Regions from separate parts of the Mus musculus genome. Here regions 1 and 2 are each linked to region 3. Evidence: chromatin loops called from intact Hi-C (ENCODE). Cell type or tissue: heart. All regions are shown on one strand.

Region 1 (8,000 bases), 120 kb before region 3:
GCTGCTGTCTGTTAACAGCCTCTGTCTGGCTCCCCTTCTTTTTCTGGTTTAGAGAGGTGGTATGCTGGGGATGAAAGCTAGAGTGTGGTGTGTGCTAGGTATGCACTGTTCTATTGAGCTCTGCTCTAGGCTCTTCTTGAGCAGTTAGGTCTGCTGGGCCATGAAGCAGACATTTAGGGACATTAACTCTCTCAACTCTCACCATAGGAACTGGTGCGCAAACAGGCTGCTTAGTAGTGACGGACCTGTAGTGCAGCGCCCCCTGGTGGCAGGGCCACTCACTACCAGATGCTCACCGTGGCTACCCACTTGTTTAGGGACCATCTTCCTGTGGGTTTTCTGGCCCAGCTTCAACTCCGCGCCGACAGCGCTGGGGGATGGGCAGCATCGGACCGTGGTCAACACATACTATTCACTCACCGCAAGCACCCTCAGTACTTTCGCCTTGTCAGCCCTTGTCAGTGGAGATGGACGACTGGACATGGTATGGGGAAGTGGGTGAAGAGCCTGACCAAGGGAAGGGATACCCAGGGGCAAGCACTGAACCGCTATCTGCAAGCGGGGGAGTGGAATTAGATCAGGAGCAGAGAGTATATGAAAGCTGGCGAGTCGGTGGCTAGGTGATGGAAGGATCTAGAAGCACTAGGTGCCACTGTAAATGAGTATGGCTGGGATGTGTGGGTGTGATGGTCTTATAAGATACCTTGGCGGTTTTTTCCTTTAAGGTCCACGTCCAGAACGCAGCACTGGCTGGAGGTGTTGTGGTGGGGACATCAAGTGAGATGATGCTGACACCCTTTGGGGCGCTGGCAGCTGGCTTCCTGGCTGGGACTGTCTCCACACTGGGGTATAAGTTCTTTACGGTATGGTTGCTTTTCAAGACTGGGACTAAATATGGGAGGGAAGGAGCCTGGACCAGTGACTCAGGATTCCCAGACCTTCTGCTACTTCTCCACCAGGTTCTGGATACGGATAGATAGATTGATTATCCACTCTGTTTATCCAAGCCTGACTCTCCACCCTATCTTCCAGCCTATCCTTGAATCCAGATTTAAACTGCAAGACACATGTGGTGTTCACAACCTCCATGGGATGCCAGGGGTCCTGGGGGCCATCCTGGGAGTCGTAGTGGCTGCACTGGCCACCCACGAAGCTTATGGAGATGGGTGAGTCCTCCCTCATTCTCTCCAAAGTGACCTCTCTTCTTCCTCGAGAGCCAAGGGGAAAAAGAGCCTCTCCACCTGTTCCCATCCACCCATTTGGCCATTCACCTACCAGTATGGTGAGAACCGAGGGCCTGCTGTGGCCTGACCTCCTGGTCAGGGCCATGGATGGCCATAAAGTAAACAATTTCAAGAGCACTGAGCATTCCTTCAGGACCAGCAAGAGGTAATGACCTCTGGGGTCTACATCTCACACTGTGAGCCAGGAGTAGGGCAGGCAAAAGAGACCTTTGACTGGGTTCTGACAGGTATGTGGAGGTGGCTGGCTTAGGACAGGAGAGCACTTGAAGTGAACCTGACTGAGCAAAGGCCTGGGTGAGAGACGCTGGGGATCCCTGCACACCCTCTGGCTGCCCACAGGCACGAGTGACACAGGACACCCTGGCTGCCTGTTTCACATCCATCATTCCCTGTCTGGTCTCCCTTCAGCCTGCAGAGTGTGTTTCCACTCATAGCCAAGGGTCAGCGGAGTGCCACGTCTCAGGCCGTGTATCAGCTCTTCGGAATGTTTGTCACACTGGTGTTTGCCTCTGTGGGTGGCAGCCTTGGAGGTGAGTGGCTTTAGCTGGGCAAGGATGTCAGGTAAGAGCCCCAAGGAGGGGTACCCAGGAGGAAGGGCAAGGGATGCTTGCCCTTCCTGTAGGCTCACTTCCACCAAGATTCTCTCAGAACACCTGCCTGTGTCAGTGACTGGGCAGCATGGCCTCAGAGTGAGGAGGTACTGGTCTAAGGTCACACCGGCCACTGGGAAGGAAGGCTCCTCTCTGGGCTGTGTGCTGACGTTCTTGTGTTGCTCCCCTATGCCACTAGAGGGCAGTCTAACCCCAGCTGCTGGGAAGAGGCCAGGTTCTCCCCCACACCCCACCTCACCCCCAAATCTCCTCTGGGCAGCAGCAGACAGAAAGAAGGAGGCCTAGCTCACCCTGGAGTTCAAAGCCTTTCACAGAAGCTGTCTGCTCACTGGCCCTAGGTCAGGCATCCCCTCCTGATATCTGGCCTTAAGAACAAAACCTGATGCTGTAACATCCCTTCCCACTCACACCCACCCTCATCCTGAAACTCTCTATGGTCTAGTTCCCCGGGTCATGCTTCATGTGATCACTGTCCCTTAGGCCTTTCCCATGTGGAAGGCCACAAGAAAATGAGCATCTCTACTTCACAATTGAATCACGATACAGCTGCAGACATGAGCAAATTCTCTCACTTCTACCGGCTGGTGTCTTTGTGGGTAACTTGAGGGGTGGAGCCACCTTGCAGGACTTTCCCTTCTCAGAAAGGTGGACTCGCAGACCTTGGCTATCTGGAGTTCACCATAAGCTTATCAACCTGTGGCCCTAGGTGACAACCTCCCCCCCACCCCCCTGGGCAGGGACCAAGGGCCCTTACACACCCTTCCCTGTGGCTACCAGGGCTCCTGCTGCGGCTCCCCTTTCTGGACTCCCCTCCAGACTCCCAATGCTTCGAGGACCAGGTTTACTGGGAGGTGAGACACCGATACAGTTTGTCCCCCTTGACACTCCCTCTCTGCTCCCTTGCCTTGCCTTGGGCTACCACTTGCCTCTTTCCTTGTTTATGGGCTCCTTCTCAAGATCCCTGGAACTTTTCTTCATCCCTCCCTGCTTTGCAGGTACCTGGAGAGCAGGAGACTGAGACCCAGAGGCCTCTGAGGGGTGGGGAGTCAGACACCCGGGCCTAATTGCTGCCAGCGTGAGACTGTTCTCAGAGAAGACAATGGCTCCTGCCAAGAGAGCCTTCTCTGCCTTTGTTACTGTTGTGCCTGGAAGCCTGCCGCCCCTAGGCAGATCCCCATTAGCTGTGGCCAGAAAAGGCCAAAGCCAGCCTAGGTGACTGCCACCCCATTGACCAGTGTTACTCTGTTCCAGTGTCACCCAAGCCAGCTCCACTCTGGGTGGGAAGCTGGGTGATAAACAATGTATCACCAAGGACTCTGACACCTGTGTGCGCCTCTCCCTTTCACTGCTGAGGCCAAAATCTTGTGACAATCAAAGACCTTAGTGTTGACAAACCCTCTTTGGGTCCACAGAACTCCACATTCTACTGTATATGTCCCAACTAGTCCCATCCTCTCCAGGGAGAGGCATTATTGTCCAGAATGTCTGTGTCCACTTCAGCCATCTGATGCTGTCCCCAAATCCTTCCCTCAGCTGGCTTTCCAGTGCTGGGAAGAATAGGAAGAAGCCCAAAAGGAGCGTCTAAAGGGTGGTCTGCCACAAAACCTCAGCAGTTCAGCACCTGATGCCAGTTCATGGCCGGGTCCTGACGATGGCCAGGGTCATGTGGTTCTGGGACTGTGGATGAGGAAGGCAGCTGGGCGCGCGTTGAGCTGACTCATTTGAGCACAAGAGGGCGCTCTAAACCAACAGACGATGCCACCTCTATGCCTTGCCCAGGTCCTTGCCACCTAACCTTCCTAGCCGCCTCCATGTGGGTCCACAGGCATCCGTGCAAAAATCCGTTCAGGTGATGCCAGAAACTTCATATCTCATCCCACTCTTGGCGACTTCATCCCTTCGGCAGGTGGGAGCCCTTTCTGCCAAGAGCTGAGCACAACAACAGACACTTCTGCCTCCAAACTAAGGCCCCTCTGCGGGAGGAACCCAGAAAGTAAGGACACATCCTGGGCTCCACTTGCCCAGTGTGTACCTGGGCTCCCCCGTGCAGCTGGAGGTGGTGGAGAGAAAAGCTCTCTAGGGAGCTATAGTCACTTGTTCTACAGCCCTCTCCCCTCCGTACTTCCCTGCCCATTGCTGGCTGGGCTATGTAGGCTGGAGGATCCCAGGATTGAAGCACAAGGCTCCCAGTCACTGTGGAGAAGTAGTTGGGAGAGTTGGGACCCAGCTCTGGATGGGTGATGGACAGCCAGCTGGCTTGGCCTGCCCCCAGCTGTTCTGGTGAAGGAGAGCTGTGAAAATTCCTTCACTCATGGTACCGAGATGTTCAGGCTGGCCCTCCCTGCTGCTGGTTCATTTTGAACTGCAACCAAGCCTCTTCTTCAGGCAAAAAAAAAAAAAAAAAAAAAAAAAAAAAAAAAAGGCTCTTCCAACACTGGGAGAAGCCATCTCAATCCAGGGAGGCTTCCCCATTTTCCTTACATGCAGGGGCACACGATGGGTCCTGCAGAGTATGCTGTTTCATCCTTTGTGGTTTCCAGTGACGGTTTGATAATGCAGGAAAGATGGGTCCCTCTTTCAGGAGCCTCAGCCTCGTCATCACTGGTCCCCCTCATGGTGGGCTATCTATTCGGGATGGGTCAACAGGGTGACAGGGGGAAGCCAGGGACAGGGGCATGTCATCCCTCAGGACAATGAGGCCTCTGCCTCTCAGGACCAGCCCCTCTGATCAGCATGCTATCACTCTCAATGAAGAACAAGGGTATCCTTGCCTGCTCACGAACTCTGTCCAGCCCCAGTGCCTGAGCCCTGGGAACGATAATGACATAATGACGTATCCTCACCTCCTGCCTGCTTCTGGAAACTAGATTGAGGCGGTGCAGAAAGTCCCCTCAGAAGTGCCGTACTCTGGATTGGCACACTGTATATGTACTACGAAAGTTAAGTGTCCAAGAACACGGAGCAGGAGGCCGGGACCTTAGGATGTTCTAACAGCTATCCTCTTTGGTCTGGGTGGGAGACTACCTGGCCCGGAGGAACCTTCGACGGGCCGTGAGCATTGGGATTCGCGTCACGGCTCAGGCCGCTCCTTGGAGGAATTAGACACGGCGCGGCATCCGAGGTGCGGCCCAGTGGCTGCCGTCGCCCTCCCTCCCCCGGCGGCTTTGTCTGGCGAGCTGCGCCCACCGCCCGGCGCCCCCGTGCGCAGCCAACAAAGCAGGCTACTGTCCCCGGGCCATATGCAAATGCTCCAGGCGGCCAGCGTCCCGCCGCCGGCTTCCAGCCTGAAAGGGTCGGCCGGGCAGGGGGCGGCCGTGCTCCCGGGATAGAGCACCATTGTCTGTGCCGTCCGTGGCGAGAAGACCTGCACCGGCTTCGGGAGCTTCAGCTTTGGGGTCAGACCGAGTAGGCACGCACTGACCCCTGACCCCCACTCCCGACGCAGCGTATGCCTCTGAGTCATCGTGGCTGGGGTTCAAAACCAGCAGCCGTGGATTCTAGATGCTCACCCCTTAACCCATCTCTGCCCTCCTGCCTGTCCTTCCTTACATCACACTGATCTAGGGGAGTCTGGTAGATGCTTCTGGGGCCAATTCTCTTCCAGAGCACAGAGCAAAGTACTCGAGATGTCCTTAAAACAGAGCAAGTTACAAGGCAAGATGCCATGTTGGGTCGTCTGTGATAAGTGAGCTCCGGGACCACACGGGACTCCTTCTTGCCAGCCACCACGTTAGCAGGCCATTTTTACTGAAGGAACCATCAGCAAAGGCAAAACAGGTAACACCCAGTGACACTGGGGGTGAGAGAAAGAAGCCTGTGGCCCTCTAATCAGGGCAGTGGTTCGGCCAAAGAGGGATGTCCCAGAGAGCAGCCAGAGTGTCCGCTATGGGGACCCAGCCCTAACTCCAGGTCCCAGACACAGGCTTCCTGAGGCAGGCAGGGCCAGAGTTCACCTTTTTTCAAGTTCCTACCAAAGACTTACTTAGGTGAGAGGCACTCACCTAAGGGACACTCTGAAGAGTCTTAGAGTCTGCAGCACTGATACTTGTTAGTAGTTTCAGGCAAAAATTATTCTGAAAAATCTCAAAGTGACAAAAGATGCCTCTGAGCCATCGTGGCTGGGGTTCAAATCAACAGCCACCAATGCTCGCCCCCTTAGCCCATCTCTGGCCTCCTGCCTTTCCCTCCTCGAATCACATTGATCCAGGGGAGCCCGGGAGATCCTTCTGGGGTATCAAACTGTTCATCCCAGCTTTTAGGAGGTAAAGGCTGGTGGATCTCTGTGAGTTCTGGGCCAGCCTAGTCCACATAGTGAGTTCCAGGAAAGCTAGGGCTACAGAAAGAAACCCTGTCTCAAACAAACAAACAAACAAACAAACAAAATAAAACAAAAAAAAACAAAAGAAAAGAAAAAAGAGAAAAAAATGGAGAAGAAAGAAAAAGAAAGAAAGGAAGAAAGAAAAGAGAAAGTGCCAGGTGTGGTGGCATACACCTGTAATCTCAGGACCTGGCAGGTTGAGGCTAGCCCCAGTCTGGACTACAAAGGATGTTTCAGGACAACCTGAGATACAAGATTCTGTCAAATAAAAAAGAGAAGCATCTAGGATTTCCACAGCAGTGAGTGGACTGGCTGCTACTGCTGAGAGGTGGGGGAAGGCACTGGTCTCCCAGGACATCTTTGAAGGGGGAAGCAGCCCCGGTACTGGAACTTAGGCTGTTCCTTCCTGTCTTGCCTATTTTTGGGGTAGCATTTGAGACACTTCAGAATGGGTGAGAAGTTGGCCAGGAGAGCAGGGTAGAGGCTGTAGCATTTCCTGGTGCCAAGGAAGAAGGCGAGCTCTGCCTTCCTAGCACCTTGGAAACCAGTCCCTCTGTCCAGGTCTCTGACCCATCTCAAACATCTCCAGTGTTAGCCTCGTGGAGGCTGCTTCGGGGGCCCTCACCAGCTACCTCTGGAAGAGACCAGAAGCACAGAGCACACTGTTCCCCCCCCACCACCACCAGGGCCCGACGCCATAGGTGCTTATAGATGCTCTGCTTGCTTGCACAGCCCCAGAGGGTGCCAGGGTGGTTTCTAATGCCCTCTGGCTTGCATCTCCAGGGCTTTCTGGGCAGGACCCGAGGAGGACCCTCTTGGCTCTGAGGCTGAGGGGAAGGAAGCAGCCTTTGTTGGGAAGCCATCCTCTGGGTCCTAAGCCTTACTTTCCCACCCTGCTCTTGGCAGGAGAGCGCTCAGCAGGAGAAGCCCCCCTCCGGCCCCGCCCCAGCACCCCTCCTTCTCAGCTCAGCACCATCCATCTCCGTCTCCCCAGAGCAAGGAATGTGCTTCAGGACACTGTGGGACTTGTTCCCAATCCCTTCTAGCTCATTTCACCCGAGCTTTTACAAACTGGCCTCCATCCCATGGCTGCTGTCTGGGTTCTGCTTCTAAAGAAGCAGACAGAGGCCCCTCCTCCCCACCATTTCTCATGCTTTACTTTGCCCCAACACCGGAGGAGGCTGTATCATGGAGGGTCAAGGAACCCTGGGGTGGGGCAGGGTCCCCCCAGACCCCAGCTCTACTCAGACACCCAGCGCTATGGTGATGTCTGCCTATGTTATGACCCAGGCTACAGGCCATTCATCTCGCCTAGCCTTCCTGCACACCCCAGTCCCAGCAGGGAGCTTCTTGTTGGCAGTTGCTAACCAGAACCACGAAGCATGGGCCTTAGTGGTGCCCAATTGCTAGTGTACACCCATTACCTGCCCTTTGGCAAGGTGCTGAGCAAGGGGTGCTGCCCACCTGCATCTGGGGAACCACTGCGCTCTCTCTCTCTCTCTCTCTCTCTCTCTCTCTCTCTCTCTCTCTCTCTCTCTCTCGGACTTGCTAGCTGAAGGTTGGCAGGTACAGAGGCTTGGAAGGCATTTAGTAGTGAGCTTTCCTTAGAAGTGGAAGGGTCAAGCTGCATTTCCAGACGCCCCATCCCCACCCCAATCCAGGGAGGCCAGCGTATGAATGTGAGCTGGCCTCATGCTAGGGTCTTTCTTCTTTAGCATAGGCAGTGGGTCAAGATGCTGTATGCAGAGACTGGTTTTCCAGGAGCTTCAGTGTGTATCCTATTGTATCTCTCTGCTCTGGGCAACTGTGTAACTCCATGTGCTGTCT
Region 2 (8,000 bases), 54 kb before region 3:
TTTATTTATTATATGTAACTACACTGCAGCTGTCTTCAGACACCCTGGACTGGCATCAGATCTCATTACAGATGGTTGTGAGCCACCATGTGGTTGCTGGGATTTGAACTCAGGACCTTCGGAAGAGCAATCAGTGCTCTTAACCACTGAGCCATCTCTCCAGCCCCCTTTTTTAAATAATTCAATCACGCAGTTTTTCGGCGTGGACTTTGTGGTTAACAGTTTTGACAATGACAAATCGTTGCATTCGCCTGTCGGATTCTCCTTCTGGAACGCCCAGGCAATGCCAGATCTTACGCAGTGCTGTCAATCTCAGTAAAATTGCCAAGGCTGAGGGTGCTAATTCTCAATTTGTGCAGGAAGTTGACGATGGGGGTTTTACGCATGCGCACCTCCTCAGAGCCCCAGAGAAACTGCCCAAAACTAGAGCTTCACGTAGTTTCACCCTTGCTGAACCTTCTGAGTACTACGCACGCATCTTGTGCAGGCAGCGGTTGGCCGGTGCTTCCATCACTCACCCGAAGGGCCAATGGAGTGAGCCTAGTTACCTACTTCCCCCTGAGTAGCAGGCGGCGCCGGGCGTGGCTTGAAGGCCTTTGTTCCACGCGCGGCGGAACTTTACGAGAGGCTCCGGAGCGTGCTCTGCCACCTGCTAAGCCCCGGAGACGCAGTCAAGGGTCTCAGCGACACCTTGGGGGAGTGGGGCAGAACGTACGGAAATGGATGTTAGGCGACTCTACAGCCTACCTTCTATACCCGCCCCCTTTCGCCTTAGAGTGGAGGGTTACTTTGAAACCCGGAAGCAATTCATCTCCGGAACACACCGCGGGTCACGTGGGGGCGGTGCGTAACGGGCGCGTGATCCGGCGTCCTGCGGGTCTTCCCCTCCCCAGGGGCACCCAGCATGCTTTGGGCACGTGGCAGCTCATGTCCTAAATAGGAGTAGTCCTGGGCCGCTATCCTGTGAGGGTGGAGACGCTCCCCGAGACTGGACAGACACCGAGAGGTGGAGCTGAGCCAATACGAGGCTAAGGGGTAAATCTGACTCACCCGAGAGGCCGGAACTGACCTGCTGCAAACTACCAAGGAACTTCGCTAGGCTGGGTGGCTAGAACGGGGGGGGGGGGGGGGGACCTGTAAACTATGCTAAGGCTACCTCTTCTATTTGAGACCCAAGTCTGAAACAGGACAGGAAAGTGGATTTGCTCTTCGTCCAGGTAGTGAGTGATTTCAGGCTGCAAACATTCAGGTCCAGAGCCTGAGATGAGATCGCCTGGGTCCCTTCCACATCTGCTGATCCTTGAACAAGTTCCCACACAATCACAAGGCTGGAAAAGATAGCCCATGGGACTAAAGGATGAGTCAGACCAAAATAACCACTGGCCTCGTGGCATGAACAGTTAGACAGCACTGATTGCTCCTAAGAACCACTGACCTTGATAGCTGAGTCCAAGAGACCCACACCCTAGTTCTATTTTATATGGCAATACTCGAGGAACTCGTCCTTCAGCTAAAAAAGAGATCAGCTTCAAAAAGTTGCAACTTGGGAGTATTTTTTATTAAAAAAAAATGTGTATGTACACATGTGTCCTGAGGAGACCAGAGGGGTGTTGTATAAGAATGTTTGCTGGGGGAGTCAGTGGTTAAGAGCATTGACTGCTCCTCCAGAGGACCTGTGTTCCATTCTCAGCACCCACATGGCAGCTCACAACTGTCCTTACATAGACAGACATGCAAGCAAAACATCAATGCACATAAACAACAAAAAATGTTTGCTGACCTGAATTGGTTCTAGCACCCATGCCAACATCTCACAACTGCCTGTAACATTAGCTCCAATAAACTTGATGCCCTGCTCCAGCCTCCAGGGACACTCATGCACACACACACAAGAAAATAAAATCCACACCATTGCATACACTAGCAAGATTTTATTGAAAGGACCCAGATGTAGCTGTCTCTTGTGAGACTATGCCGGGGCCTAGCAAACACAGAAGTGGATGCTCACAGTCAGCTAATGGATGGATCACAGGGCTCCCAATGGAGGAGCTAGAGAAAGTACCCAAGGAGCTAAAGGGATCTGCAACCCTATAGGTGGAACAACATTATGAACTAACCAGTACCCCGGAGCTCTTGACTCTAGCTGCATATGTATCAAAAGATGGCCTAGTCGGCCATCACTGGAGAGGCCCATTGGACACGCAAACTTTATATGCCCCAGTACAGGGGAGCGCCAGGGCCAAAAAGGGGGAGTGGGTGGGTAGGGGAGTGGGGGTGGGTGGGTATGGGGGACTTTTGGTATAGCATTGGAAATGTAAATGAGCTAAATACCTAATAAAAAATGGAAAAAAAAAAAGAAAAGAAAATCCCCCCCGCCCAAAAAAAGCCGGGCAGTGGTGGCGAACACCTTTAATCCCAGCACTTGGGAGGCAGAGGCAGGTGGATTTCTGCGTTCGAGGCTAACCTGGTCTCATAGTGAGTTCCAGGACAGCCAGGAAACAGAGAAACCTTGTCTCGAAAAACCAAAAAAGAAAAAGAAAATCACATAAAAAACACAACAAAAATATGCACTGTCTTTCATTTGTGTAGGCACCATGCCAGATAATGTCCAGTCAGTATTTTTTAAGATCCTTGGGATCATGTTAGAATGTTTGGCTTAGTTTCATTTTATTCTTTTTTTTACTAGAATTCCATGTATTCCAGTTATCCTGAGCTCACGTACAGCAGAGGATACCCCCGAGTTTCACCGCCATCTCTTACTAGGATTCCAGGTGTGTGGCACTGCCTCTTGAAGTATTAAGCGCTGAGTGAAGTGTGAGCCCAGGACTTCTTGCTTGCTGGGCTGTCCCATCCCTGTGCCATCTCTGCAGCCCTTGGAGGTAGTGCTTGAATTGAAGTTGTCTCTTTCTGGGTGATTCCAGGTTGTGTCAAGTTGACAAAACCAACCAGGCTACACTACACCTGCCATTTTGTACTCTATGAAGCAGCACACTCAGTGTTGACAAGTATCAAATCAAAGTATTAGTTCTGAAAAATATTGAAGAGGTTCTACATGGAGAACTGTCAAATATTCAGCCAAGCTTGACTGATTGTTTTTTGAATTAAGACAGGGTTTTACTCTAGCCTTGGCTGTCTGTATGTCGATCAGGTTGGTCTAGAACTCAAGAGAGTTTTGCCTGCCTCTGCCTTTCACGTGCTAGGATTAAAGGCATGCACCACTATACCCAGCCTTCAGCCAAGAGTTATATAAAAATAAATCCATCTTATTAGTATGAAAACTTGCTTTAATTTCTTCATGTAGTCTTAGCTGGGCTGGATGCTTTAATCTTTAATAACTATTAAGATTATAAATATAGACCAGATAGTTTATGTGTATTAAAGAATTTTATTTAAAACAAATCTGGGGGGCTATGGAGATGGCACAAGTATGTCTTCAGGTCAGCAAAGCTAGGTACAGTTGTGGGTGCCTGTAATCCCACAAGAGAATCATTTGGGCATGTGGCCAGCTAGTATGACTAAAATGACAAACTCCAGATTCGGTCAAGAATGACTGAGGAGGACACCCACCCACCCACACAAATACACAAACTTGTCATTTCCAGCAGATGTTTGATTTGTACATTTCACGTTCTGGGTGTACAGAACATGAATTCAGCTGAAGAGAGGTTTGTGAGAAGGAAAGTGTAAGAAGCCTTGAGAGCTGCTTGTACACACTTTTGATCCCAGTAGAAGCAGACAGATCTCTGGAAATTCAGAGCTAGTCTGATATAGTAGTGAGTTCCAGGAGAGCAGAGAGAACCTGTCCCAAACAGCAGGAAGAAAGAAAGGGAGGGAGGGAGGGAGGGAGGGAGGGAGGGAGGGAGGGAGGGAGGGAGGGAAAAGAAACCCTGTGATAGACTCCCGACTAGAAAGAAAAAGGGAGGGAGGGAGAGACAGAGACATTGCTGTCAGTTTTTGCTAGCAAGTGTTCCATCTCAGTTTTCTGAAGCAGTGTCTTATGTAAGCCAGCCTGCCCCACAGGTCACTCTGTAATCCAGATGTCCTTCAACTCCTGATCCTCCTACCTCTGCTTGTCCATGCAGGGGTTGCAGGCATGCGTCTCTTTTCTGAGTTTGTTCTGACACAGGTCCTACTGTGAAACCCAGGCTACCCTGAGCTCCCCATTCTCTGCTGTGTCACTCCAGCTCCTAGCTAACCTCAGTCATTTCTTTAAACTATTTTGAAGACCTAGACTGTGGAGAATAAAGCCTCATTGCTAACGAAGGCCTTCACATGGCCTCTGCCTGCCCCTTCAGCTCTGCATGCCATTCTTGTCTATTCGCCAGGGTTAGATTTCCGTAGGGGCCCATGTGCCTAGGGAATTCCTACATGTCTTCAGTGTTCAGCTCAAACTCTTCCTAAGATACTTCCCAGACCCCTAGTTTGGAGCGGATGTGCCTAGTCTCATCTGGGAAGCCCAGTTTCTGCTGGTTCTTTAGTCTACTGTTCCTACTAGCAGTAGGAACCCACTGACTCCTTTCTGTTCTGGTGCACACCTAGAGTCCAAGGAGCGGCATGGACTGAGCCTGGAAAGGGGCTTTTCTTGGCCTGTTGAAGGCCTTGAGAACCAGCAAGGCCTTTGCACTTTACGTGGTGAGCTATGGAGTACCGTGAAGGGGTCAGATTATCAATGGAGCCAGATAGGGGGATAGCCTGAGAAGGGCAGGTGTGAATTACAGGAAATAGGCAGCTGTTTACATTGTATAGGAACACCCAACAAGTGTCAGAACTTGACCACACTCCGACTATGCAGAGTCCACAGAACTCTGTATCACACTGTAAGTGTTTTACAACTGAGTGGGAAAGGCACCACACTGGCCAGGGCGGTATAGTGATCATTTCACATTTCTAACGTTCTCCTGGTGCTAATACCACCCTGAAGTGGTTTGGCAATCCAGACTACTTTAAATAAATATGTACAGGGGTGTTTTGCCTGCAGGTATGTTAGCACACCACCTGCATGCAGTGCTTGCAGAGGCCAGAAGAGGGCATCAGACCCCCAACTCAGGCTGATTTGCTCCATGGCACTTCACACTGACATGCTCTTCCAGAATGCTCAAGATAGGGAAAAAAAAAAAAAAAACCCAGCACTTGGACAGGCAGGAACTACCTGTATTTCAGAAGGGACGCACATTACAGCTCATTAGTCCCTTGGCCAGAACCAACCCCAAGACCCCACTGAACTATATGGAAAACAGCAGAAGAGACAGGGAACAGAAGTTTTTGCAAGCAACACTAAGGCTTATCCCAGACCCCAGTGAGTGATACCTACTGGCAGGAAGGAAGAGGAGGCAAGGCAGACTGAGGTCACCTCAGAGAAGAGTCCTCCCATGAGCATGGATGAGCTGCGCAGTCCATCTTGCCTGTACATTCTCCCTTGGAGCAATGTCTGGAGAAGTCAGGGAACTATACTGTGAAGATGACCTCATTCAAATGGCAGGTGGCAGGAGGAGGCCACTGGTCCTTGGCATGTGGGCTTTCCACAGGGCTGGTGTATAGCATAGTATTAGGGTTATAAGAGAAACAGAAGCCACCCTTCCCATTTGAAAGCACATGCCATCACTTGCTTTCTTCTATTGGTTTTTCAGTGTGGGAACAGGCAGAGATAGTGGACAACAGTACTACCTTTCTCTTTTAGACAGGGTCCCTACGTAGCTGAGAATGACTGTAAACTTCTGATCCTCCTGCCTATATCTAGAATATCTAGTGTGCACTACCATGCCTCCTTTTCCAGGAGACTGAACTAGGCCAAGCACTCTATATCACCTGAGCCACAGCCTCCCCACCCCCACCCCACCTAGAGAACAACATCCCATTAACCCTTTCTTGATGAGGACACTGTCCCTTAGCCACTGCTGAGGGAGAAGTGAGGTGAAATCCAGTGGCCTTGTGAGGAAGGCGGGGCCAGCACAGATGCTAAGTATTTTGCAATATGGAAATCTGAGGCTGGAGGACATTCTGTGCCTTGCTTGCCTGACTCCTCTCCTCTCCTCTCCAGCACCCCCATCAGGAGACCACATCACCATAAGCATTTATAGGGTAGTCTTAGCCACTGAGCAAAGGCCCCCTCACTTGTTTTGCTGCTTCGGCACCAACGACAGACCAGGGCAGTACATCAAGGCTTCCAGATGTGCTGAAATCTGCCCACAGCCTGGCTGTGCCAGCAAGTGTTAGGAGCATATTACTGTGCTGGTGGGACACTGGTGGGCTGTGAAGGTGGACTCCATCTGTTTGACTAGGCCAAGGGAAATCTGCTAAGAATGGCTGTCTGTAGTAGGAAGGCTAGATCTGACCCTAGGAACATTTGTTCTTCCCATGTTGCAGGATCCCTTTCAAGGCTTCTACCTGGAGCAACTGCCCACAGTTCTGCCTTAAGAGTGCCTGAGAGACCTGGCATCTCACAGCCTGCCCTCCAAATCATCACTCACTCTGCCAGGCACACCAGGTCTTCCTCCCCTTCCTCGCCGCACCAAAGAAATCAAAACCCAAACTGAGGTATCAGAAACATGTTTTTTTTTTTTTCTTTTAATAGTAAACCTCTTTACAACAAATATAGTGAAAGAGTTTTCAAACCAAACTCGTAAGAATCTCGAGGACTTTTCTTAATGTGCAGAATACTAGAAAGCATCACCGTACAGCACGGAAAGAAATAATGAAAACAAACCAACAGCCACACACTTGGACTCACCCAGACCCAGGAGCCAGGAGTGTGGGTGATTGTCAAGTTTGGGGACGGGTCAGCTCTTGGCTGGCCCATCCCTCCCTTCTTCCCTCTTTCTGGGACTTGAATGGGGGTAGAGAATTCAGATTCTCCTTGGGAATCTCAGCCCTCCTGCCCCATTACATCCCACCCCTTCTGCTTATGTAGAGGCAGACAGGGTAGAACAAGGAGCTCCCAGCCTCTTAGGAGAGCCTACATTCCCCCACAGGGGTTCCAGAGAGTTAGGTAAAAATAGAGAGAGAGATAGATTTAGATACTTTTCCATCATTTCTGTCTCTCCAAACAAATAAATAACGAGCAAGAGAAGGTGCATTTCTTTCTTCCTTCCTGTTGGAGTTGGGGAGGGTGGGTGGATGCACTGCTGGGGATGGAGGAAATGTGCTAAACTGAGGCATGTGGGGGTGGCCCTCGGTCCCACTATCCCTGAAAGCAGAGGGGAACCTGGGTGGGAAGGGCACTGGATGACGCCAGAGGCTACTTTGGCAAATACCCAGTTCTGTATAGGGAGTGGAGAGTAGGCAAATTTGGCTTGTGAGAGGAAGAAAATAAGTCCCCATTTGAGGTCTAGGTTCCCAGGGATCCATTTACCTGGCCAGCCAGAAGCCCCTGCATAGCCCCAGGAGAAACCTGGGGATACTAAACTGCAGAAATGTCACATACTCATTCACAGACTGCCCCTTCAGTCAGGGACAGAGACACACAAGAACTCATACGTGTGTGTGCAGACACAGACACGCACACGCACGCACACACACACACAGTGCATGCACGCATCCGTACATGGCAATCACAAGCCAGGTTTGCTTTCGGGAAGCAGATGGCAAACTGTTGAGTAGCACACTGTGAACTATAGGGGCTTCACCCACAACTGTAATGGTGGCCAAGCTCAGCCTTGAAGGATGGGCCTGAGATGAGGCCGTGAATCCACATTTATTGAGCACCTGTCATCCACCCATTCAGCATTTACTGAGGGCCTACAATGTGCCAGCTACTTCAAGGGGAGCACAGGGCTACAACCCTGGCTTCTTTCAAGGCCATAAGCAAGTCTTAAAACTCCCTCCAGGACTTGTGAGGAGGAGTGGGAAGGTGAGGCATGTGGGTAGCACCCCATGCTTGGTCAGCTACTGGGGTAAACTCTGGTTAAGGGAGGGTCCCTGCCTTACAAAAGGCAAAGCTCCGGGCAAGAAGAACTTGAGTTGGCTCCATAAACAAGTCAGAACTCCAGGGATGAACCATGCCT
Region 3 (8,000 bases):
TTTTGTTTGTTTGTTTGTTTTTGAGACAGGGTTTCTCTGTGTAGCCCTGGCTGTCCTGGAACTCACTCTGTAGATCAGGCTGACCTTGAACTCACAGAGATCCACCTGCCTCTGCCTCCCAAGTGCTGGGACTTGGAATGTGCCACCACCTAATTTTTTTTTTAATCAAGAAAAACACCAAAAACAAAGGTTTATTGAAGTATAATTAGTACGTCATAATATTCAGCCCTTTAAAATATACAGTTGAGTGATTCAATATTTAAAATGACCAAAGCCAAATAACCTTGCTATAGAAAATATTTTCTCTAAGAATTTGTTCACTATTTTTCTTAAAGGAACTATTTTCATTTTATTACTAAAGTTTGTAGTTACTCTCATTCAAAAAATTTAAATTATAATACTGAAAGGGATTTCTCAACACTGTCTGGTGAAATGTGACAAACAGCCCTGTATCTTCCATTTACAATCTAAATAAAGGTTCATTATTTAGATTGCCATTATCACTATCCAATTACAGAAAAAATATATATATACACACACACACATTTTTCCCCCCCAGTGTCTAGACAAACCTAGCACCATGGGTTAGGCTGGTAATCTCACTGACTCACTGAGCTATAGTTCTGCACGACCCCCTGAGACAGACACTAGCTTAGGCTGGCCTTCTGCTCCTCCTGCTTCGGTATCCTGTATTTGTGAGATTACAGGCTTGCACCACTGAGGCCAACTCTAATTATAAAATGTTTTCATCATTCCCCATGCCCTAGGTGCGTGCCTTCCTTTTCCTGGTGACTTGTCATTGACTTTCTTTTGGTGTCATGGCTCTGTCTGCCTTGGGCATTTCACATGGGAGATCTAACACATGGCTGTCCAGGCTGACTTGATTTGTGTGTCAAGCTTTGTCTGTGCTTCAGAACCCTGCTGCTTTTGATGGCTACTACCCCACTGTGTGGACGGCTCTCCTTGAGTTTATCCAGGTATCAGTTGGTGGATATTTGGAGCTTTTACAAACAATGCTAACATGAATACTTATGAAAGACTTTTGTGTGAATATATGAATGCTCTTTTTAAAGGCTTGCTTTTATTTGATTTGTTTAAGTGTCTTGCTTGCATGTATTTATGTGCTCTGTATCTGTGCAGGCCAGAAGAGGGTACCAGCTCTTTTGGAACTGGAGCTACCAACGGCTGTGAGCCACCATGTGTGTGTGTGTGTGTGTGTGTGTGTGTGTGTGCGTGTGTGTGTGTGCTGAGAACTGAACCCAGGTCCTCTAGAAGTATTCAACTCCTGAACCATCTCATTTAAAATATGTCCTTCCAGACAGGGTTTCTTTGTGTAGCTCTGGCTGTTGTCCTGGAGCTTGTGCTGTAGACCAGGCTGGCCTCAAACATGAACTTTTGGTTCCTCTGCCTTCAGATGCTGGGGTTACAGGTTTACACCTCCACATCTGTTTTTATGCAGTGCTGGGAATCAAACCCAGAGCGCTGTGCTTGCCAGACAGGCTCCCTCCTAGCTGAGCTGTAACCCCAGGTGTTTTCTTCTAAGGGTTTCTATAGTTATGTTTTTTCATTTAGATCCCATGAACCACACTGAATTTTTTTTCCCAACACTGGGGAGGCTAAGACAGGAAGATCACAAGTTCAAGGACAGCTTGTACTATGTAGTGAGACTCTGTCTCAAATAATAGCATTTGCAGGTTAGAGAGATGGTTCTCAAAAAAAAAAGGATACAAGTAAAGATTAAAATTAAGAGTGGGAGAGCTAGAGATGGCTCAGCGGTTAAGAGCACTGACTACTCTTCCAGAGGCCCTGAGTTCAATTCCCAGCAACCACATGGGAATTCAACTACCATCTGTAATGGGATCTGATACCCTTTCTGGCGTGTCTGAAGACAGCTACAGTGTACTCATATCCATAAAATAATTCTTTTTCAAAAGAATCAGCATTTGCATATGTTGTATGACAGGGTTTTAGGGCTCAATGCCATTGTTTTCTAAAAGTGTGAATTTCTGGTTTTTCTCAGGACCATCTACTGAAGTCAACTACCTTTCCTTTGCAGGGATTCAGCCTAAGAACTTGGGCAAACTAGACAATTACCAGACCAGAGAGCCACTAAATTATATACCATTAGCCCCTGGGGCATTGTTTTGTTTTGTTTTGTTTTGTCTGAGACAGGGTCTCATTTACCCAAGCTAGCCTTGACTGTGGCGTGTAGTCAAGGCTGGTCTTAAATATACTGCCTCTACTGTCCTGTGCAGAGATGACAAATGTATGCCATCATGCCTGGACTAGAATACTTTTTCTGCTGGTTGGCACTTGGTATTATTTTTGATACTCCCACCTGCAGGGTATGTCAGATTGGGCCTTGGAAGGTAGGCCCAGGTGAATCAGCTTGGGCTTACTGGGGACTGTTGGCACAAGGCGGGTGTGTGTGTGTGTGTGTGTGTGTGTAGCCAGGGAGTGGTGGAAGGAGACAATCAATGATGAAGTCCTGTGATGCCCTTTACGGCTTAGCCATTGTGACATTTCTCCGTGTGGTGTGTGGGGCTGAGATCGTGACTGCCGTGTATTTGTGGGGGTGGGGTGTGTGATCCTGCAGCAGGGCAGTGTCAGAACTACTTGGTGAGTGTGAGATTTTTTTTTAAAAATGTTCCTACAACTGAGCAGGCAGAGAGACTACGATCCTGGTACATTTCACTGTCACCCAGGGCAAGGCAGCACTTGAAGTTTTTACTGTGACATGTTAAGGAGGAGGAGGAGGCTTTGAGTGAGATTGAATGTGACAAGGACACAGATACTGGGTGACAGAATGGAATGGAGCAGAGGCAGGCAGGCTGTGCCAGGAACATGTGGGCGCCCAATAGATGCTGCTGAGTTCAAGGGTCAGCCAGGTGTCCATCATCGTCCCATCCCCCACAGGCCCCGGTAGATTCCCGAAAGCAGGGAAACTTTCTCCATGGAAAGGGGACAGAAGGAGCTGTGGCTCATGTGGAATGTCCAGGCTTAGGCACGGCACAGACTGGAGCTGTGTACAATGTGTATGTGGGAGGTGGGGTGGGGGGGAGGAGGAGCCGGTACTGGGCTCTTCTCAGCCTTAGCTGTTAGAGTGGCCGGCTAACTGAATCAATCCTGAGCATGCCTTCCTCCTCTCCCTCTCTGTCCCTCTGTCCCCTGTGGTGGAAAGAGAGAAAGAGACGCCACTTCCCCAATGTGTGCAAGCCTGGGCAGGCAGACATAGTGGGCCTGTGCCCATGGCGGGGAGAGGCTGCTGAAGGATGCATCTCCGAATTCTCACAAGCTGCACCCCAGAACCTGATGGCTGTACTATAGCAACAACGCAGGGGTTAACATAGGAAATAACATTTTATTAAGAGGAAATCTAGAGGGCAGTGAGGCAGGAAGATGGGAGATGTGGGGAGGACAGAGATGGCCAAGGCTGGCCTACAGGTCTATGAGAACCACCTGGAAGTCAGCTCTGAGGTGACGAGAAGATGGCAAGACAAGAACTCTGAGTTCAGAAAGTGAGAATTAAAACCATGATTAAGGCCACACAACAATCAGGTTAGAATAAATACCCCAGTGACCCACATAAGAACCACCACAAGTGGGGAAAGGAGATTTGAGGTGTGCACTCAGCTGTCATGGACATCAGCAAGTGCTGCACCAAGTCAAGGCTAGGACAGGATGATAGAGGTGGCTGAGGGGCACAGCACAGAGGGACCTGGGCTGTAGGGGACAGCGACACCCATGGCTTATGAAGCGGAGTTGGGCAGACAGCCTGGCCCGGGCTTTGGAAGCCCGTGGAAAGGAAGGGAGATAAGGCTGCTGGGCAGTGCTAGGACGACTGGCGGACACCGTGGTGACCACACGAGAGCAGTAGCGACACAAAACCATGGTTCTTTGCAGGACTGAGTGCAGGCTCCTGGTTCCCGGGGATGTGGTAAAAGCCACCCGGCCGGACCTGGAGCATGGCCCACTTCAGCCAAGTAGGACAATTCCTCTTGGGCGGGAGGGTCAAGCATTGTGGCCCGAGCTCTGGTCTTCGGAGAAAAGAGCTGGGTAATGGAGAAGCGCAGCAGCCAGTCAGCTGAGAGGCCTCAGTTCCGCCTGCATCCGTCACTTCCGAAGGAACTTCTTGTTGAGCAGGAAGATGAGGAGATTGACGTTGACTTTGGCTTTGTTAAAGAGTTTCATGACAGCCACACCCTCATACTGCAGCTGCAAGAGGTCCTAGGAGGGAAGAGACAGGGAGGGGGAGTTAAGAGCTTCTGGGAGTGGCTCGGCCAGCCCGTGAGATGCTAGTGTCACACAGCCTTACACCTGCCAGAGCACCGGGCACTGAAGCGGGGCGTTCAAAGCCCACTTTGCAAATGAGAAAAACAGGCCCAGGGATTTGAGCCAATGTCAGGCCAAGTGGAGCCAGGACTTGAAAGCGGGTTTCTTACTCAAGGCAAACACCGGAGAATCTGTACTGAAAAATCACGGCTCCAGATCAAGCCATGGTGGCACACACCTGGAACTCCGGCACACATGGGGAGAACGTGGCAGGATAGTTATGAATTCCAGGCCGGCCTGGGCTATAAAATAAGACCCTTTCTCAAAAATAAAGAAACAAACAACAGGTAGGGCTGGAGAGATGGCTCAATAGTTAAGAGCACTTGCTGCTCTGGCAGAGAGCCTGGATTTGGTTTCCAGCACCCATATCAGATGTCTTACAACTGCCTGTAAATCTCGTTCCAAGGGGTCCTCTTCTGGCCTCCCTGGACATCTGAATGAATGTGTGCATACATATACACAAGTAAAAAAATAAAATATATCTTAAGAAAAACAAACAGTAAATATGTCTGGGCATGGTGGTGCCTGTCTTTAATTCTAGCATTTGGGAGGCTAGCCTGAGCTACAGAGTGAAACGTTGTCTTAAAAACAACAACAAAACAAAGGAAAACAAATAAATATAAAAGCCCTGGTTCACATTGGATGTTCACACTGGTGGCGCAAACCTGTAAGCCCAGGAGGCTGAGGGAGGAAGATGGCCTTGAGTTTAAGACCAGCCTGAGCTACAGGGGACATGCTACCTCAAAAAACAAAAAAAGATAGACTGGAAAGATGGTTGAGATGAGAGAGAGGCCTTGCTGTTCAGTCATGAGGAGCAGAGTTCAGATTCCAGCACCCACATCCCACAAATGACTGTAACTTCAGCCGCCAGGGATCTGGTGTCCTCTTCTGGACTCCATAAGCATATAGGTGCAGGCACTCACCCATCCACAAATAGATCAAATATACCCTAAGACAGACAGACAGACAGACAGACAGACAGACAGACAAGGGGTCTAAGGGTGTCTCAGCAGAGATGGCGCTAGTGGAGTGAGAACCCGAGTTTGGAGCTTCAGCACCCACAGTGGTATTCGCTATAACCCAGCACGGGGAGGCAGGGACAGGTAGAGCCCAGAGGCTCCCTGGGTAGCCAACCTACTCAATACAGTGAGCTGGCAAGAGAGAGACAGGTCCACGTGAGCGCATCCACACCCTGCACCCCATCCACATCCGCACACCAGCAATGGAAAACAGGGCTGGGATATAGTTCAGCTGGCAAAAGTGCTTATCAGAGACCTGAGTTGGATTCCTAGAACCCATGTAAAAATAATACTTTAAAAATATGGGCTTGGGGTGTAGCTCAGTTGTCTAAACTGTGTGAAGCCCAGGTACTCCATAGATCAGCTGTGGTAGCACACTCTGCAATCCCAGCATTTGGACAGAGGCAAGATAATCATAAATTCAAGGCCATCCTCAGCCAGTGATGGCCATCCTAGGTGACAGGAAACCTTGTTTCAAGTCAAAACGAAATCACTGTTTCCCCGAACATCAGCTAGGGCTTCGGTCAGTTCCCTTAACCTTTTAGCCTCAGAGACTATAGAACAGGTGAAGGCTGCAGAGTGGGTAGGAGGTTAAACAAGGCAGTGCAGGGAACTGAACCTAAAGCCCAAAGGGGTATTTTGTTTTCCAGTGTTGGGATTTAACCTTTGATACCATGTGTGCTAAACAAATACTGTACAGCTGAGCTATATCTCTAATCCCTAATTCATATTCTCATTCTCTCTCTCTCTCTCTCGTTATATATTTATTATATGTATGTGAGTACACTGTCGCTGTCTTCGGACACTCCAGAAGAGGACATCAGGTCCCATTACGGATGGTTGTGAGCCACCACGTGGTTGCTGGGAATAGAACTCAGGACCTCCGGGAGAGTAGAGAGTGCAGTGAGAACACACCTGACTCTGCCTCCCAGTACAGAATTAAAGATGTGTGGCACAGGGGAAGAGAGAGCTTTATCTGTGCGTGTGCATATACATGTGGTCATTTACGCCACAGTACATGTGGAGAGGACAGGGGACAACCCACCGGAGTCAGTTCTTTCCCTCCACTGTGGGTGGCCTTAGGGATCAACACCCAAGTCATAGGCTTTTTCAGTAAGTAGTGTCATCAGCGGAGCCATTGCCAGCTCTGGGCCTTGAAGTTTTGATCCTCCTGCCTCAGCCTCCTTGGTGCTTGGATTACAGACCTGCACTCATGGGTTCGGCTCTGGCAGGTAATGTAATTAGTGACCTTACCTGGTAGTGGAGCTGAAACTTCTCCATGTCCACACCCAGGAACTTGGCATTGACGAAAAACCTTCCTGCCTCGTCTCCAGGAGTGATGTCAAAGATGACGTTTCTGAAGCTGTGAGGGATAAGACTCAACACGGGGCTCCTCTGTTCAGAGCCCCACCCCCACTCCTCTGCTGCTCATTGGGGCGGTATGGTCCCATACCAAGCTTCTCCTTTGCCAGGCAGGGCCTGCTCTCTCTTCCTCTGGTTTGAGCTCTGCCTGTTTAGTCTTTTTGCGTGGTCCACCAAGCTGTTCTCACCTCCCAGCAGCTTTCCCAGAATCCTTACTAGAGCAGGAATATGCCCACTGCTCTCCGCTCTGCTCCAAGATGCCCCATTTCCCCACCTCCTTCCTTTCAACCCAGTGCCCCTTTCAGAGCTTCATTCCAGCATTGTCCCTCTCTGGAGACAGGAAGAGTCTGACATTCTGTCCCCCAAGGACACATACTGAGAAACAGGGAGATCTTCAATTTCCACCAAGACGCCCTTTTCTAGGAGCTGGGCGGCTGTGTAGTGAAGAGACGGCTGCTTCTTCCCCTTCCCAGAACTCCTGTTTAGAAGAAAGCCCGGAGACAAATGTTCAACACTGGCTGTTGGCTCTTGGTGGCTGGCAGAAGACACCAGGCCCCAAGGAACCTCCCTGCTGTGGGAGGTGATCTGGAACCACAGACACCAGGGTCAGGAGCAGGCAGTACCACACTAGGATGAATTCCTAGCCAGGGTTGGGAGATGGCAGGGCAAAGGTGGATGAGGAGTGGTGGGGAGGGAACCAAGAGCTTAGGGTTGGGTTTCCAGCACCTACTTGGGTTTGGGGGCCAGGTGGTCAAGGCAGGCCTGGATGTATTGGTTGTAGTAGTCACCCTGTTCCTCATAGAAGATGGTTTTTGCATCTAGGCCCTGCAGTGTGGTCCGGAGCCTCAGCATCTCTGCCTTCCGCCGTTGCCGGTGCCTACGCTGGTTGCAGATGTCCTGAGGATGGGGGTGAGGAAGCAGGTCAGCACCCTTCATAAATCCTAGAACACCTCACAAGGCTTACTGTGAGGACATTCAAGAGAAATAGAAAGAGGTTGTGGGGCAGGAGTGGCTTAGGGCAGAATGTCCACCTAGCATACAGGTTCCATTCCCACACCAGGACATGGCCACCCGGAAGGCTGCTTTACCCAGGAGACAATCTAAGCATACTGTACACACCTAACAGCCCAGGCAGGAACTCAGAGCCTCTCTCCAGGTTACCATGTCCCAGGGGAAGAGAGCTGGGAGGAAATCTGTCTGTCTGCTTAGTCCTAGGACCTTTCCTTTAAAAAGAACCCTGGAAGGGGATAGGGCTAGAGAGATGGCTCAGAGGTTAAGAGCACCATC

The links. Hi-C counts contacts between places; a loop is a spot of excess contacts. Peaks named below come from ENCODE experiments on the same cell type or tissue, not always from the same donor. Only the 100,000 strongest peaks of a DNase experiment are listed, where the experiment ranks them.
Region 1: a loop joins it to region 3, with 2.8 times the contacts of the local background. A loop is called at or near these places in 2 of 42 quality-filtered maps.
Region 2: a loop joins it to region 3, with 2.6 times the contacts of the local background. A loop is called at or near these places in 9 of 42 quality-filtered maps.

What each region holds. Positions count from the first base shown.
Region 1 is chr3:88,238,299-88,246,298 of GRCm38, reverse strand. It overlaps Rhbg (Rhesus blood group-associated B glycoprotein), which reads left to right. Exons shown (of 10, transcript NM_021375.3): 5 at 318-484; 6 at 726-863; 7 at 1,033-1,166; 8 at 1,653-1,774; 9 at 2,633-2,706; 10 at 2,851-3,425. The coding sequence ends at 2,919. Among named protein-coding and RNA genes, the nearest start is that of Rhbg, 12 kb to the left of the region's middle. RefSeq lists an enhancer at 6,924-8,000. In heart, CTCF peaks have their summits at 269 (motif pointing left), 2,023 (motif pointing right) and 3,576 (motif pointing right); DNase peaks (open chromatin) are centred at 309 and 3,593; H3K4me3 peaks cover 811 bases; H3K27me3 peaks cover 7,888 bases.
Region 2 is chr3:88,170,622-88,178,621 of GRCm38, reverse strand. Mef2d (myocyte enhancer factor 2D) reads right to left here. Exons shown (of 12, transcript NM_001310587.1): 12 at 6,531-8,000. It overlaps 1700113A16Rik (RIKEN cDNA 1700113A16 gene), which reads left to right and starts at 837. Exons shown (of 3, transcript NR_045997.1): 1 at 837-1,035; 2 at 2,687-2,771; 3 at 6,364-7,062. In heart, CTCF peaks have their summits at 990 and 4,997 (motif pointing right); DNase peaks (open chromatin) are centred at 511, 881 and 5,021; H3K4me3 peaks cover 1,777 bases; H3K27ac peaks cover 2,566 bases.
Region 3 is chr3:88,116,390-88,124,389 of GRCm38, reverse strand. It overlaps Iqgap3 (IQ motif containing GTPase activating protein 3), which reads right to left. Exons shown (of 38, transcript NM_001033484.1): 35 at 7,444-7,610; 36 at 7,090-7,191; 37 at 6,606-6,714; 38 at 3,342-4,227. The coding sequence ends at 4,114. Among named protein-coding and RNA genes, the nearest start is that of Mef2d, 22 kb to the left of the region's middle. In heart, a CTCF peak has its summit at 3,835; DNase peaks (open chromatin) are centred at 2,809 and 4,119; H3K4me3 peaks cover 291 bases; H3K27ac peaks cover 3,721 bases.